Regions from separate parts of the Homo sapiens genome. Here region 2 is linked to region 1. A link is a loop called in an ENCODE intact Hi-C map of the cell type or tissue named here. Cell type or tissue: tibial artery. All regions are shown on one strand. Each heading gives the region's core, and the rest is flanking DNA. Links, peaks and the distances in the headings are about the cores only.

Region 1 (2,914 bases), core at 201-2,700:
GCCTGGGCAACACAGCAAGACCCTGTCTCTACAAAATACAAATTTAAAAATTAGCCAGGCATGGTGTCCCACACCTGTAGTCCCAGCTACTTAGGAGGCCGAGGCAGGATTGTATGAGCCGAGGAGCTATGATTATGCCATTGCACCCCAGCCTGAGTGACACAGTGAGACTCTAGAAAAAAACAAAAACTAGTAAGAAAAATTTTAGACACCCCTTAAAAGATATAGGATGGGGGGCGGTAAGGGGCAAGAAAATAAACCCTCAGCCTTAGACACTAAATGAGACAGCCAAGGGCTGGGAGAAGCAAGCATGCACTGGCCGGGGGAGGTGGACAGGCAGAAGCAGGAACACGGCGTATCGCGAGCAACTCCTCTCAGGGCTGCTCACCCTAACTGTCCAAAGAATGCTGTTTCTTCCAGGAAAGGAAACCCACCCAAGCCAACCTGGAGATTATTTTGTATGTCTCCCTTTGGCTCCGGATGGGATGCAGGGGGAGCAGAGGCACCTGGGCCAACATGGCTGAAGCGTTCCTCACGGCCCCTTCCCATACGCTGGCGCCACGGCTCCACAAGGAGGCAGGGTATTTATTTTTCTAAGCTGGTGATGTTTTTTAGAAAAGCAGTTGTCATCTGCTGAGTGGCACAAATATATCACAGCATGTAGTATCTGCAGAAGATACTCCCAAGAACTAAACAAGCTGCCAAAATCAACTTAGAAGTAATGGCCCTGCTAGAGGGCCTGAGTGCTATGAGCCGGGCAGAGGACAGGGCACCCACCTGGCACCGGCCGGCTCCTTGGAGCTGGATGGCAGGTCACTGGCTGGCGGTGCCTCAGATTTTCCCTCCTTGGATTCTGGCAGCTGTAACAGCAAGATGATAATGGCAACATGCAATTTTTTCCCTACAGATAAGCCAAGTTCATCAGCAGCCCTCTCTAGGAAAGAACACAACTGCCTTCTGAACCCACAACTTAAAAATGCTCAAAAACCAGACTTTCTCTATTCTGAGCCAAAGAATTAGAAACCTAAGACAGAAGTCATGTGCTTCTATGCAAATCACTGTCCCTACAGACCCAGAAGGAAAACATTTTAAGAGCACCATTTCAAGTCACAAAACATAATACAAGCGACCCAAACTTGTTAGGTCCCCAGCTTCCTTCTCCTCCTGGGAGTAACTCACCACGTGCAGAAGGGACTGAAAGGCAGCCCCCTTGCTGACGTGGACATGAACTTGGTTCAGGCAAGACTTCCCTTCTGACATTTGAAAAACAGGTGAGAACTCCCTGAACCCTCTTTTTCAGAAGGTGTTGGGGAAAAAAAGACTTGCTCTGCTGCTTGTTTAGTATGGTTCTCTGGATGAATTTCTATGGAGACCTGGTGGAACAGATTCTGGTTATTTGCATCTGGAACTATGCAGGCAGACGATAACCTTCTGCTCCTATCTGATAGGTAATACAGTGAAGCAGAAAGAGCACAGGCTCTGGAGTCAGACTCAAGGTCTTGCCCCAGCTCCGTCTCTCACCAGTTATGTGACTTCGTGAAGCACCCAAGTTTCCTTACCTGTGAAATGGCAACTCGAACATCTCTAGTGCTGAGCTACAGTAAAGGACCACTTGGGACAACACCTGCACGTCCTAAGTGCTCAAAAATGGAAACTGCTATATGGTAAAATAGCCCTATACAGTCCAAATTCCTGTGCCTGACAAAAAGGTTTTTTGAATAAATGAAAGATTCATTTCTTTCAGCCCACGGAAACAATGACCTCTAGGTCTGTTACCTGTTTGGTCATGCTTTCTCTCTTTCGCCAAAACCACCAGCGACCAGATTTCTTTGGCATCTTGTCTTTCACCCAGGACTCAACTGTGGCCTGAAAACAACCAACCTGGGTTAGTCTGGGCAATCTACTGGCCACACAGCACCTACCTTCTATGCTAGCCTGAAGGACGGGGCCTTACTATGGAATGTGAGAACGTGACCGATGCTCTCTTCACACCTCCCAGATTCCTCTAGCGTTTTTAACACCTCTGAGAGACAGACCCCGTCCTGCTTTCATGGCAGCACAGCTCTGTGGCATGAGACCAGGCGGTCTGCTATGTAGGACCTTAGGGGCTGACAGGTGGGCAAATCTCATTTATCTATCTTTGGAAAATGTGGTTCTCATGAGTTAAGAGGACCAACTAGGCTGATGATGTCTTCTTGGGGGACAGATTAAAAACCAATTGTGAGTTTGTATATAACAGGTATGTTAGCCACCATCTGCCCTAACCACACTGATGTCAAGCTTCTCTTGGCTACATCACCTTCTTCTTGCTGCTTCTTCCCATATTAATGGGAGAAAAAGTTTTTTTCATTCATTCCATATTTAACTTATGATTAGTAAAATCTCTCAACTTTTACAGACCATCAGAAACTAGTATTTATGTCTAATAAAAATGAAATAAAGAAGTGGCAGCCCTGCTAATTTCCCAGAGTTTGGGCATGAGATATTTTTAGTGGGTACATATGACTTTGATCTTTTATATTAAATATTAAGCTCAAGTAAAACTTTGAATAGTACCCAGTTCAGAAATATGCACATATGGATTTGTGTAAGTACTAGACACTGCGGATGCTTTCGGAAAGGCAGCAGATGGTGGATCGCCTCACCTTAGGCAAGCTCTTCTGGAATACTTGCAAGCTAAGGATCATGGGAGCTGCCAAAGCCCAGTTATAGTAACTGTGAGAAACAAAAATTGTGCAAAACCATTACACAGTGAAAGTGAGCAAGAGAGAGGGGAGGGAATCAGGGAGGGAGGGAGGAGGGAAGTGACATATAAAATTGCTTATTCTTTTCAATAAAGATGATCAGCTGAATTTTTTGTCACATGAATAACCTTCGCTTCAAGCACAACTTCTCTGAACAGAGAAGCCGTAAA
Region 2 (2,914 bases), core at 314-2,813, 300 kb after region 1:
CATTTTCAATAAATCTCTGCTTTTGTTGCATCATTCTGTCCTTGCTTTGTTTGTGCATTTTGTCCAATTCTTTGTTCATGATGCCAAGAACTTGGACACCTTCCAACAGTAACAAAAAAACCAAGGCTCAGAGAGGTTAGGCAAGTACCCCAAAGTGACACAGCTACTAAATAATAGAGCTGGGATTTGAACCCAGTTCCAGCTGGCTCTCAAGCACCATTATCTTTGCTAGACAGGAAAGCACTCAATGCCTGCACTACTCATACCCCTTCCTGAGGAAAGCTGCCCTGCTGATGTTTAGAACTAGGTGACCTTGCTTTTTGATCCCAGGTGATGGGTCATTTCTGATCTAAAGGTAACAGTGAATGGCCTGGGCCAAAAAGGCGAGCCAAGCCAATCACACTCCTCCCGTAAGAATTTGAATTTGAAAAGACTGAGTGTCAATACACTTAATAGAAGGAACGAAAGTCAAAGAGGCTGAATCAAGGTATGCCACGGGTGTATTTGGAATCAGATGAGCCACAGCATGCTGAAATTATGAGGGACCGCAAACTAAAGTTAGCAAAGATGGGTGGCAGGGAGCAAACAAAACAAATGGGCTTAAAGAAGCAGAGGTGCAACTGGAGAACAAACATTTGGCCCATGAAACCCTTGAGAGAAAACCTGAAGAGCCAAGCCTTCAAACTACCTCTGTTTTCAGCAGTAATCCAGTCATGTGTATCCCTAAAATATGCATCCTTTTTTTTTTTTTTTTTTTTTTTAGACGGAATTTCACTCTTGCTGCCCAGGCTGGTGTGCAATGGCGCGATCTTGGCTCGCTACAACCTCTGCCTCCCGGGTTCAAGCAATTCTCCTGCCTCAGCCTCCCCAGTAGCTGGAATTAACTACAGGTGCGTGCCACCACGCCCAGCTAATTTTTGTATTTTTAGTAGAGACGGGGTTTCACCATGTTGGCCAGGATGGTCTCGATTTCTTGACCTCGTGATCTGCCAGCCTCGGCCTCCCAAAGTGCTGGGATTACAGGCATGAGCCACTGCGCCCAGCCGCATCCTTTTTTTTTTTTTTTTTTTTTAGTTAATTGGACTGTCCCTGTTCCTTGCAATCAAACAAGCCAAAATAAAATATTCTTTCTATTAAATGTTTGCTAGTGTAGATATTAAGCTTTTACTTGTCATTTACCACAAAAAGTTTCCATTTCAGTTATTTCCTTGCTTTTTTTAATTATATTTTGAATTTTTAAAAGTAGAACCCGGCCAGGAGCAGCGACTCACACCTGTAATCCCAGCACTTTGGGAGGCTGAGGCTGGCGGATCACCTAAGGTCAGGAGTTCAAGACCAGCCTGGCCAACATGGTAAAACCCCGTCTCAACTAAAAATACAAAAATTAGCGGGGTGTTGTGGCACACTCCTGTAATCCCAGCTACTCGAGAGGCTGAGGCACAAGAATTGCTTGAATCCTGGAGGCGGAGCTTGCAGTGAGCCGAGATGGTGCCCTTGTACTCCAGCCTGGGCAACAGAGTAAGACTCCATCATGGAAAAAAAAAAAAGTAGAACCATCCGTCATATAATCAATAACCACTTTACTAGTCAAAAACTTAAATTCATGCAAATGATAGTAACAGAAAGCAGATCAGTGGTTGTGTGGGTCTGGGAGAGGGGACAGGTGGGAAGACTTGGGAGCAATGGGTCACAGTGGAGCCCGAGAGCACTCTGGGGTGATGGGTATGTTACTATCTTGATTGCGATGATGGTTTCACAAGTGTATACATGTATTAAAATTTGTCACTTGGTACAGTTTAAATATGTGTAGTTTATTGTGTTCTAATAATACATTAGTTAAAGCCATTTTTAAAAATGTCTACTCTTCTTCCCAACAAGGATACTTATACAATTCTATTCAACTTATTATGCTTTATGTTCCATGCTTACCTATAATTCACCTGCAGTTGTGATATATGCTATAAGAAATTAATTATATGTTTATATTTTTCAGTTTTAATAATCTATTTTCCAACTGTATTTCACATAAATATGTTTCACCATTGGAAAATCATGTGTTGAGCACTGCAGTTTTAAATTTATTTCTATTAATATTTTTCATTCCTTGGCCAATTTTCCTATTTTTAAACGTAGTACAATCTGATTTGGAGGTTTGAAATTTTGTTCCTTTGTAGTGTTTTAAAGTCATGCTAAGGCATGCACCCTAATGAGCATTTTATAATGGAAAGAGCATATAATAGAAATAATTACTGTAAGAACTAGTATAGATATATTAAAGATTTTATGCATTGTTCTCCCCTGCCTTGGACAATAGTTTTTATTGTGCCTTTATATGTAAACAAGATCTGTCTATGGCTAATCTGGCCACTTCTACTACCTATGTACCACAAAAATTTATTTTTGGACCTAGTGGACCGTACAGAAGTTTGGTAACAACATTCATCTGGTTGAGTTTCAACACAGGATTACTTTCATCATTTACCCACTTGCTAAAACTCCCTTACTTTTTCTACTACTTTTGTTCCAAAGTTCTTAAAGTTTATAGATTTAACTGAGGTTTTACTAAGCACACATGACATGGCTAGCACTCTGCAAGGTATTGAGAGTACAAACAGAGTAAGTTACTCTTGGGAAGCATGTCCCCTTACCCGCTTACTATCAGGGCTTGCTCTTTTTCCTCAAGCAAATAATGAACTGTGTAGCACATGGCAGGACACTGAATAATAGACCCTGGTAAAGCCCCTCCAAACTTAACCTATGGCTCTCTGGCCCTTCAGGGATTACTGGGTAGCACTGCCAGCCCACAGCTTTAATGCTTTACTGAATCAACACTCTGTGAGGTAATGCAAAAAGAGGTGTTATGTGTTCAATGCTGACAAGTCATATGAATGGAAACTGTCCACGGATTCATCTA

What was found. Hi-C counts contacts between places; a loop is a spot of excess contacts. Peaks named below come from ENCODE experiments on the same cell type or tissue, not always from the same donor. Only the 100,000 strongest peaks of a DNase experiment are listed, where the experiment ranks them.
Region 2: a loop joins it to region 1, with 4 times the contacts of the local background. A loop is called at or near these places in 101 of 110 quality-filtered maps.

Annotation. Positions count from the first base shown.
Region 1 is chr18:2,925,946-2,928,859 of GRCh38, forward strand. LPIN2 (lipin 2) reads right to left here. Exons shown (of 20, transcript NM_001375808.2): 11 at 2,646-2,715; 12 at 1,777-1,866; 13 at 778-860. Among named protein-coding and RNA genes, the nearest start is that of LPIN2-AS2, 40 kb to the right of the region's middle. In tibial artery, for the core only: no CTCF peak of the experiment used is centred there; no DNase peak of the experiment used is centred there.
Region 2 is chr18:3,230,797-3,233,710 of GRCh38, forward strand. It overlaps a transcript of MYOM1 not described here. Among named protein-coding and RNA genes, the nearest start is that of MYOM1, 12 kb to the left of the region's middle. In tibial artery, for the core only: no CTCF peak of the experiment used is centred there; no DNase peak of the experiment used is centred there.